2 separate regions of the Homo sapiens genome follow, and region 1 is linked to region 2. A link is an interaction called in ENCODE POLR2A ChIA-PET data of the cell type or tissue named here. Cell type or tissue: Panc1. All regions are shown on one strand. Links, peaks and the distances in the headings refer to the core of each region. The heading gives the core; the rest is flanking DNA.

Region 1 (5,745 bases), core at 397-5,396, 460 kb before region 2:
TCAACTCACATTTACCCCTTTCTCCTTTCTGACTAATCAAATTCTCTGAGAACTGAGATTTTCTTGTTTTTAAATGCCTTTTTAAAGAGTAATAATTTCTCTTATTTTAAATGTTGTTTGATTGGTGCTTCCATTTTTTTCAATACGAGAACTATTACTGTTATTTAGGTATTTACCATAAGTCTTTTTATTATACTTGAAATAACTTATTTGTAAGCTTAATCGGTACTATATTACAAAAAATGAGTTTAAAAAACTATCTTACCTCCCTCAACTAAACTTTTACTACTTGTTGCTATTTATAAAATATGATTTGGTTCTTACAATGTAAAGAAAACATAATACTTGAAAATAATTGGAAACCAGAAAAAATTACAATAAGCCAAGATTCCTATTTCTGCTCTAATGCTTTGATAATGAGTTAAAGGCAAGGAAAAATAAAATCACACATGGAGCTGAAGTAATGCAACAATTTCTTGGATAATCCAATCTCTAATATTATTAGTATCTAAAATGCTAACCAGGCCCAACCCCTCCTCCTAAATAAGGCATTGAAAAGAAATACAACAGGAAGATCATACTGCCATCAATGGTACTAACATTATTTCTTCATGTCTTTTTCTAAAAAGGTAAGCTTGCTTGAAACCATGTTTCAACATCATACACTAGAAATCCCTAAAATTATTAGAAGTGGTCATTCGAAACTCTGTCACTTTTCACAGATAGCCCACAGATCATACGTCAACAGTTTCCATTAAATAGCTTTTGTATTGTTATCCAAGAGAGAATCCTCATTGTAATTGTATAATCCTAGTTTCATTAAAGTCAGTTTTATATTTTTTGCATTTTAGTAAAAATCTCAGGCGTTTCTTTGAAATTCACAATTCCTACGTTGCATGTTCCAAATCAGTCTTAAATCCACTCAGTAACATAAAGCAATAATATAGAGATTCTGCTAAAAATATTAAACTTCAAATAAATATTTTTAAGAGCTTGACATAGCAATAAGAATGTTAAGACAGACCGAGTTTCTAGGGATTCCATCACAGAAATCACTAGAATTTTGAAATGTGGGTTTGTTGCCATGAAACGTGTTTCAAGCATAGTTTTGACAGATAACGTACCTCTTCCACTTCGACCGACAAACCTGAGGTCATTAAATCTTGCAACCTGGTTCTTCATGGCTGCGGTAGCATTTCTCAGCTCAGCCGAGTAGTTTTCATCATTGCCAGCCATCACAGTGACCAGAGTGCCATCTGGAACATCCCCTAGGGCCACCACCTAAACACCAGTCAAAGGACAAATGCAGACATCAGGGATGTTATACATACACTTTTAGGGCATTTGTGTAGTGATTATTCTAAAATTAAATGTATATTCAATGATTTCTTTTTAGGTTGCAGAGGAATAGCAATGATAACTTAAGCAAAACAACAGAAAAGTTATAAAGAGAAGACACTTTTTTATTATATTTTAGGTTGGTGCAAAAGTAATTGCAGTGTTTGCAATTTTTAACTCCAAAAACTGCAGTTACATTTGCACCAACCTAATACATTATGTATAACTATATGTAAATTTTCAAATAGTGACACATATACTAAATTTACCTCATAAAGCCATAGTAGGTCACATAGCACAGTTGGAACAAGACTAACCATAGCAAGATATCAAGGATTTTGAGTAGCTATGCCGTCTCCTGAATACAAGCATCTCTTCTTAATTTCTCCCGTTTGAGAAACAGAACATCCTGTGTTTGTAAGTTTATAATCCAACCCATCTTTTACTTGCTCAGACCTCCACTAACAGGCTGAACAAGGTGCAGACTTTACTTTTAGAAAATAAAACAAAACAAAAAAACACAAAAAAACCCAATTTCTGCTAAAAGTAGATTTCATCTTGCTGACGATTCTTAAGTAACTTAAACTGTCCCTCTACAGTTCATCTTTGATACCTCCTACTCATCGCTATTATCTTGAGTTTTACTAGCAATGAATTCTAGCACACAAGAAAAAAAAATCAGAAATGCACCCTTCGTTTACTAATTACAAAATCAACAGACCTCAGAAAGACGGGACATTCACTTCTATGCACTCCCCTCAATTCAGGGGTGGAATTGGGTTGCATTTTTGTATCTGTGAGTCTCAGCGTGTGTAAACTCATGTCCTCACAGATGCCTGAGGTTTTCTGCTAGCCCAGCTGATCTTGACCAGGAATTTATTTAATGTAACTGAGTAAGTATGAAGTCTTATCAGGGCTATTGGAGAAAACTGGTAGATAAATGTTTTTATACTCAGGTAATTAAGAAAATGAATTCCAAAGTAAAATACTCTGAAAAGCATGACCTAAAGATACTTTGTACAATAGCATCAATTTCTTGGCTATCATTTAGGCCTTCTAGAAACTATTTTCTTGGTCTAGACATTTACTATTGGCTGTATTTCCTTTGTTTCTATTTTTCAAAGCAGTCATACAACTTCAAATCGAAATGCCCCAAGCTGTATTTATTCTGATCATTTCTGACATTCTTTACGGTAAAGTCAGTAGTGACATTTATATTACTCATTCCAATTACATCATCATTTTTGGTTGCTGTTTTTGAATTGGTAACAGTAAAGCATTCCTTAATCTAGTGTTATCACTCCTTCCTCTGCCTCCTACTTCCCAATTTTTACCTTAATAACTGCTACATAATTTTTTGTAGTATATATTTTCAGGCCTCTTTTTCTATATGTAAAAAAGGCTGCCATAGACTCACTTGTATGATATCGAAGTCATGTTTCTCAAGATTCCCATTTTCATGATCTGCTTAGCCATCACCCTTTCCCTGTGGCCTCCAGATGACTATCTATTGTTTTTATTCATTAGAACTGCTTCAGTCCTTGTGGCACAGAACACGAACTAACTCACTATGAGAGATGAACATACTTCCAACCCCAAGACTACACCAGGATAATCTAGTCTCATAGAAGCAGGGAGGCATTTTCCTCTATTTTATCCAACTTGCACTGCCAAACAAGGTCTGGGCCTTTTCTCTCTTTTTAATCCTTTCATTCCAATTGTTGGACATGTTTTCCATATAGGAGATTTTAAAACTCTGCTATTTATTCCCCAAGCACCCTCTAATTAGCTATTTAGTTCCCATTATAAGTGTGTTTGTTGCCATTTAATTAAGAGCAGTGATACGACAATTCCCTTTTTGTTTTAAAAAGATATCACGGAAATAAATCTCCCTGATCAGTTATTTGGTTATTGCTACTGTTTTTTTTTTTTTTCTATTCCCGAAAAATGGGCTTGCTTTATTTTGCTCTTTTTAGTCTCTCACAACAAATTTTCCCCTTTTTTTCATGATTTTCACTTCCCGTTGTAAAGTTAGCTCACAGTGTTGAAATGCCCTCTTTGAACACATATTTTTACTTCCTCATCCTCCTCTCCCTGTGGTAACCCAGGCTTCTCTATTGTAACTCAACATTCAGCAGGTATACAGAGACTGCCTCCACTACGTGGGTTTCAAACTGAATAACTCATTGTTGGGTCTGGATCTGTAAAAAGGTGAAAATAAATAAATCTTCTTTTATAACTACAGGAATGTATTCTGAATTATCTGCCTCCTACTGCTGTTCCCCTCACAGTGCTCCAAGCCTGTGCCTCTCTCATCTTTCCAATACTATCCTCATTGGTAATTTGGCAAATTCAGGAGACCTTCGCCAAGTCGAAACAAACATAGAATAAAATTATCATGGAGGCTAAATAAGAAAAGGCTGTTGATGTTGGAACTTAAGAAGAAAAAAATTAGAAGTTTAACTCCCACTCCTCTTTTTTTTTAAATGCAGCAGAATCAACCATATTTGGGCACCTACATATCATTCACTTGGCCTTGTATTGATCTCTGAGGGTTTTTTTTTGGTGGAGGCGGGTGGGTAAAGGGGAACTAGTAAATCCAGGGCAATTCATTAATACTGTATATCGTCCAATTGTTAACAAGCATACTTAAGCCAGGTTTAAAAAGTTTCTTTTTAATTCAAAACTAACATGCGTGCTAATTTGATACAGGTTTTGTCACTGATGGGCAATATGGAGAGAATGTAAAAATATCTAACTTCAAACAGAAAAAAGAAACAACTGGAATGAAAAGCTATAAACAATAGGTAAGGAAACACAAACATTTACATTTTAACACAGACCAAACAGGCAAGAAGGGACTTGCTGGCCAAAGATATCTCATATTTTGTTTTACTTCTCTGTTTTTAAAGTATCAGGAAGTTGGGCCAAATATCAACTCTCTTCTATATTACATGGACCTCCCAATACTGTTCTTGGCTAGCCTGTTCACGGTCCAAACTGGCATTTTAAACCAATTCTAATTAGGTTGAAATTACAGTTACAATTCATTTACTTCAAATCCGTTAACCTTCCAGTGTTGCAAAGAAGGCTGTGGAGTGGAACACAGAATTCAGCTGAGATGATATTTAAGGCATAGCTAGGGACTGTGATCTTGCCGACAAAAATATTACTTATTTCCTTTTTATGAAAAGAATATTACCATCAGAATCCAAGACCTCCGAACTTCCCTGCTGAAGGCACGTTTACGTCTTTGGACTCTGGTGTACCAGGGCCTGAACAAGCTATAACACCATGGTATTACCAAATACATCCTAAGTCATCAAAACAGCTTTTTAGGCTAATTCTGTAAGTACAGCAAAACACACAGCAAACTTAAGGTTTTCTTAGTAGTAAAAAACATGTATCTCTCATACTGTAAAAAATAAAGGTGTTCCATGGGAGGGAAGGAGTAGGGGGAGAACAGGTTGGGGCTCAAAATAAGCAAGTAGGGTTATTGTAATCTATTTTAAAGAAAATTCATAATTTTAAATCTCTCTTTAGTTCAGAAGATTGACGTAGAGGATTTACCTACAGAACTTCAGGAGATTCCTAAGAAGGCCTTCAGTGATCTTTTCATCAATATCATCAGGCCTTATCATTGTTTCACATTTGCTTCTCTTTACCATAGGGAATATAATAATTATTTACTGGTTAACTTCCTAGGGAGATTGCCTGCGGCTTATTTAAGATCCAAATTTTAAAGTAATAATTTCTGTTGAAGCTGCTTGTGAGGTGGTTGGGTGGGCAGATAGAGTGAAGCCAGGGACACACACTAAATGAGCCCGGGATGTAGGCAGGTTTTGATGTTTTGCTTGCTTTTATCCCTAACATTTTATCCCTTCACGTTTACTGTCTCACTGAACATTTTGTCTACTCTTCTAGTTATGCAGTGAGCAGGTCTCCTCCAGGAAGAAGCCTCTTTTTATGAGGATTGGGGTGGTGACAGACAATAATCAAATGGTCTGATTTCTCTGCTATCCTTTCCTTTCCCCTAAATGTTCTCAGGGGATCTGCTTGAACTTTTTTCAAGAGCTCTGTATTTGGATTTTTAGTAGCCTATAGATTATCACTCAATAAAACAAATTAATTGTTTTTAAGTGAATTGCCAAAAGTCATTTTAAAAAGGAAACTCTATGGTTATTATGGTTTCTGCTAGAAAGAATTCTGACAGCTCATAAAAGCAATATGTATAATTTTTCATTTTTTAGAAGAAAATAAATACTTTCATGTAATGGCTTGAGACTCTGAATTGCTCCAATTCCTGAAGATTATTTATTAATCATTTAGTCTTTTAATATATTTGAGTGTGGGTTCCCTGGCAGAGGAGGGAGTTCAGAAGAGACCCTGATTTCCCCCCCAAAAGGA
Region 2 (5,745 bases), core at 489-5,488:
AGACTTTAAACTATGTTTAAAAAATAGAGGCATACGATATGATTGATTTTTATCAAATACTAGGTTGGATATTATAGAACAAATATATAATTTAGAAAAATCCAAGAAAAAAACAGAGATGAAGATGCCCTAACAGATGACTCTACCTGCCAAAAAAAGGAGGAGAGATGTGTATAATGTGCAAGAAAAAAAGTATCTATTTGATAGGTAAGTGTGCTTTCAAATTCTGAAAGGTCTTTAATATTAGGAAAAAGATTTTTACCAAAAATGGAATTTTCCACTAAAAAACAGGAACTAAAATAAGTATCCATTTCAATTCTGAAAAGTGAATGATGAAGAAGGCAAGTCAGAAATTCATTTTAGATGACGAATATGTTACATTTCCAAAAAGAAGGTAAGACACTAGAACAGAGGAAGGTAAAAGAGGAAGTCCCCACTTGTTTCCTTATTACGTGTTAGTTTCTGAGTTAGATGTAAGGGGAGATATATGTTTTGGACAGGTTTCTTGTCCTCAAAAATGTGTAGTTCAGTAAGAAAGATATGATTAAGCCGTGTTGAGGTGAAGCGCTATGCAAATGCAATCAGTGACAAGAGAGGCACAAACCAGTTCCTCCAGAACTGGGGGTGGCCAAGCTTCCCCTTGAAATGCAGGGTTTGCAGGATAGATGAAGCTGAGTGAAGAAGACAGGTGAGTAGTCCATTTCTGAAAAAACTGGAAGGAATTGAGATGGAAAAGTAATAATGTAATACCTAACATTTATCCAGTCATATGCCAGATATGGGGCTAAGATTTTTTTTTTTTAATCCATTATCAGGGAGAAAAAACGTTTCCTCTATTCTCTTAAGTTTGGTAACTGAGAGCCTGTGAATTAAACTAACAAAAGATAGATTAACAGGGGGAAGGGTACACAATTTTTCTTGATATTTACATGCACAAGAGTTCCCAGAAAAAGAGTGAAACTCAAAGAAGCAGACTCAGGGGCTTATACAGCCGTTCAACAAAGGGAAAAGAGTTTGGGTCTCAAGGTATGATAAATAGTGGGGAAGTGACTAGGAAATCCAGTGACTCAGGGAAGATAAGGGTTATTTTAGTAAGGTCGCTTGTGCAAACACATGTTGGCATCAACTCCCTTTCTTCAATGAAAAGAGTCACTCTTCCCTCCTTGTGTAGGAGGTGAGGTCCTCCTCAAAGAGAAACTAAAACTGTATGCCTTGTCTTTAGGCTGTTAATGGTGGGTTGAGGAACTCTTCCTGCACCTGCTGATTCTCAACTGCCTTTAGCCCCAAATAATCTTTATGCCAAAGTGGCATAGTTTAGAGTGGCATCTTCTGATCCCCATCACAATAAACAGGTGTAATACTGATACGACTATGAGACAGGCATAATTGTTGCGTCTTTTCTTAGGTGGGGAAACTGAGGATCTTATGTCCTAGCCAGCATGCCTGACAAAGAGGTAGGTGCTCATGTTGTCAGAAAAGGAGGGCAAGTGGTGTTGGTGTCGCTCAGGCAATTTCAATATGACAAACTGGAAAACTTCTAAATGCACCGTCCTCACTTGTTTCAAGTTTCAGAGGAACCAGGTGGATCCCCCATTCTTTAACTGGTTCCTTTTTCCTTTCAAGTTCAAAAACACTCAAGGAATACTTTAATAAATCAATAAAGTGAACACAGCAAGTGAGGAATGGCAAGAAACAAGAGAAAATGTTCAAGAGGACCGTAACGATGAGAGGAAATTAAAGTAAGTTTACTCAGATGCTTTCATGTAACCGCACTTATTAAAAAAGAAGAAAAAAAGTCTTATAAAGTTGTATAAAAATAGAGTAGCAGAATAATAATAGCCCTAACTATAATTTCTGATACTATGTAGACTGGGGAAAAACATAACCCAATAGCCTAAGGAGAAAAGAAAGAAAATATGTTTGCTCAAAGAAAACAAACACAGACATATAAACCTACACCCCTGATGGCTGAACTTCATAGAACTAAGAAGTCAATAGGAAGAAAGTGCAGACAAGCAGGAAGCTCATTAGATTAGAAATCAAGTTCATGTTCTAGCACTGATGGCCAGCTGACCAGGGCAATTCACAAGCAGTTCAAGTTCAGGGACCAAAGCGCCCCTGAGTGCCTCCATTGGATTCTGCACAGCCAAAAAGACGCTTGAAAACATCAAGCCCTGTCACCAGTACCTTCTATAAGCCTTGAGAGAGGTGTGATGATATAACAGGGAATCAGAGAAGCCTAAACCTGTACCTGCTTTGGGAAACCCATGTAATGCCTTCGCCTGATTCATTATTATTTGAGAACCTACAAGGCCCCTGTGTTCACAACTCTAGGAAGATGCAAGACTCTAGGTATCATGGCTCTTGCCTTTAGAAGCATTTTGCTAGTTTTCTATTGCTCTGTAGCACGCTTCCACACACTCAGCAGCTTTAAACAATCCCTTTATCTGTTCACAGCTCTGTAGATTAGAAGTCTGTGACTGGGTTCTCCATAGTGTCTCAGGAGGCTGACATTAAGGTGTTAGCCAACTGGGTTTTCCTCTGGAGACTGGGGGAAAATCTGTTTTCACACTTATTCAGGGTGTTGTCAGAATTCATTTCTTTGAGGCTGTAGGACGGACATTCCCACTGCCTTTCTTGTTGTCCGCTGTGGGCCACCCTCAGCCTGTAGAGGCCACCCACATTCCTTACTACACAGCCCCCTCCATTTCTAAAACAAGCAATCAAGAAGTCTCCCTCATGTTGAATGTCTGTCACGCTGTGAATCTCTCTCATGAGGAAGATCCCAGCAGCTGATCTGAGACCTGAATTACATCTACAGAATCCCTTGACAGGAGCGGCTAGATATGTGCTGGGCCACACACCAGCAGGCAGAAATCGTGGGAGCCGTATTGAAATTCTGCTTGCCATAAGCATCGGAAAACTATTTACTAAGTGTTGAATAAATGAGAAAAGAAATGAAAACTTCTGGCCCCTCACTGGAATTATCTCCTCAAGTGAGAGGCAGCATAGCTTTGCTGTAATCCTGTCCATCACCTGCAAAGAGCCCGTCCTCATGTTAATCACCTGTTCGTTGCTCACGGCAACTCTGTAAGGCAAGTCCAAGGGCAAGGCTTATGATTCCTGCTCTCCAGAACTCTGATCCCTTAACTTCTTGCCCAGTGCTCTTTTCACGACAAGAAATTACAGTTTCTTTAAGGTTACCTTGGACAAACTCTTTGGTGACATTGTAACAACATGAAGAAGAGACACAGGAGAGCATGGAACCCCGCAGAAGACCCATGAACCAGGGCCGCTTGGGGCTGTGGGCACTGGCTCCTCTGCTGTAACTGAGTCCTTGCCAAGAACCCACTTCTGTGATCTGGCAAGGGGCGGGAGACCTCAGCAGAAGATTTAAAACCAGATGAATCATATCACTGGTAGTCACACAGTGGGCAGTTGTCACTGGTGAAATGACTCCGTAGGTGGCCGCAGCCCAATTATCTGCTAGGTATGGAGGTTGCATCCCAAATCCTGTATGGAGCGGCAGTCCTAAAATGAGTGGCTGGTCCTTTGCCATTTTCCCGTCGCTTGAAGCTGATTGAGGCATCAGTGAACGAGGAGGAGGGTGGGAAAGCAGAGCCTTCCAGGGTCCAAGTCTGAGCATTGATGGGGGAGGCTGGGCTGGGTGACAGAATCTTGATGGCAGACCTCAGTATCACAAAGGGTAAGGTGCTTGGAGGTGAAATGGCCTGAAGTGGGAAAAGAGGCAGATGCTGAGAGGAGGAGAGTCCATGCAAAACTGACAGGGGCTCTTCTGATGGGTCTCACTGCTCCAGGAATCCTGGTCTTCATGCTTTCTAGGCATCCTGTTGAGTCCTGAAAGAGGAGCCCAGACCAACCAGGAGCTCATTCACCCTGGTTTGAGTCTGGGTACCTCTATCTCTTAACCAGCTGGGCACTCTTGGCTTAGCTACTTAACATCTAGTGCCTTGTTTTCCTCATCAGTTGAATGCTGGAAGTTGAGCTCTCTGATTTATGGAGCCCCTTCTGGCTATACATTCTTATCTCATGAGGACATTTTGTGATCTGGACTATATTAAAGAGCCACTCTCTAGGATTAATAACAGTACACAGCAGCCTTTTCATATTCTTTTCTTTTTCTACAGTTACTGCCCAATCAGCACTATAAAATATTCAAATCTTAAAAAATAATTCATTGAATATGTCTTCTTTTAGCACCAGCTGTAACAAAACTACATACATCAGTAGTTAGCTGCTTGCATGTGAAGCAACAGCTACATGCACATGGGAATAAGCTACAAAATGTTATTTTAATAAGATGCTGTCCACCCAAACAAACTGAATTTGAAATGTGGCACCAAACTTGCTATCTGGCTCATTCAAAAATATTTCATGGTCAACCATGTAAATGATAACCTTCAAAAAACATTTATGAAGTAATCAACATGGGAAGACAGAAAGTCAGGCTAGAACTTTATTACCTGTGTTTTGTTGGAGGTATCTAACTGTTCATAGTTCACTGTGAATTCTTTGGATTAGATAGTTCTTTGGAAGAGGAAGATAGTCCTCTCCCAAACAGATAGTCCTTTGGAAGAGGAATCTTTGGAAGGTGATTTGTCACATTATTTGAAAAGAGCATTGTGGCTGATTCAGAGCCGCCATTTCCTTAGGTATCAGCTGAATGAATGACATTTTTCAGCTTAATCAGGCTAAAACTCTTGGAGTCATCTTTGACTCTTTTCTTCAACTTCCTGCATTCTTCTTGGCGCTGTCTTCAAAAGATAACCACAATCCAACCACCTCTCACCACCTCCTGCTCCAGCCATGGTCTGAGCCAACAAGGTCTCTCCCTGATGAGCATGAGCCCCCAAAAAGTTCTCCCTGCCTCTAATTTGGCTCCTCACGGTCTATTCCCAACACATCAGCTACAGTGTTGATCACTTATGTCGGTTCATGTCACTCTTCTGCCCAGATCCTTTGGTGGTTCTTTTTACACAGAATAGCAGTCAAAGTTTATAGAGAGTCCCTCATTTCCTCTACAACCTTCTCTGTCCTCTCTCCCACTGGACACCAGTTGAGCCTGTGCAGTCCAGCCAAGCTCCTGGGTGCTGGGGTGTCCCCTCATCTTGGAATGCTCTTCTCTGATGCTCTCTTGGCCAACTACTTCACCCCTTCAAGTGTTTGCTCCAATTTCATCTTTATTAAATTTGCATAGATTTAGGGGGTACAGTGAAGGTTAGTTCATGGATATATTGCTTAGTGGAGAAGTCTGGGCTTTCTGTGTAGCCATCCCCTAAAGAGTGTACAATAAATGTCCATTGTACCCATTGAGTAACTTATCATCCCTCACCCCCCTCTCAGCCCCTCACCTTTCTGAGTCCCCAATGTCTATTATTCCACTCTCTTTGTCATCTCTGTAAGGCTTCACCTGATCTTTCTGTGTAATACTGCAACTTGTCCCTCACCCCCCAGAAACCCAAACCCTCCTTATCCTGATCTTCTCTTGTTCATAGCATTTAGCAACTTCAGTATGATGCATTCAGTGATAATGAATGTTTAATTTCTATCTCCTGCTAGAATGCAAGCTCTATGAGGGAAGGGATCTATGTTTTGTTTTCTGATGCATCCTAAACACCTAGAAGAATGCCAGATAAATGAAAGCATCCAAATGAAATTTCATCTCACACTCATGTCGGTTGAAAAAGTCAAATTGAACAATAAATCTTGATTGACTACGATAAA

What was found. ChIA-PET counts read pairs that join two places held together with the same protein. Peaks named below come from ENCODE experiments on the same cell type or tissue, not always from the same donor. Only the 100,000 strongest peaks of a DNase experiment are listed, where the experiment ranks them.
Region 1: POLR2A ChIA-PET joins it to region 2 with 14 read pairs; 2 of 35 experiments call an interaction of 5 or more read pairs at or near these places.

Annotation. Positions count from the first base shown.
Region 1 is chr21:34,879,433-34,885,177 of GRCh38, forward strand. It overlaps RUNX1 (RUNX family transcription factor 1), which reads right to left. Exons shown (of 9, transcript NM_001754.5): 5 at 1,125-1,281. RUNX1-AS1 (RUNX1 antisense RNA 1) reads left to right here. Exons shown (of 2, transcript NR_186614.1): 2 at 4,051-5,620. Among named protein-coding and RNA genes, the nearest start is that of RUNX1-AS1, 46 kb to the left of the region's middle. RefSeq lists a silencer at 3,491-3,540. In Panc1, for the core only: no CTCF peak of the experiment used is centred there; a DNase peak (open chromatin) is centred at 2,569; H3K4me3 peaks cover 3,417 bases; H3K27ac peaks cover 4,392 bases.
Region 2 is chr21:35,342,114-35,347,858 of GRCh38, forward strand. No RefSeq gene overlaps it. Among named protein-coding and RNA genes, the nearest start is that of RUNX1, 300 kb to the left of the region's middle. In Panc1, for the core only: no CTCF peak of the experiment used is centred there; no DNase peak of the experiment used is centred there.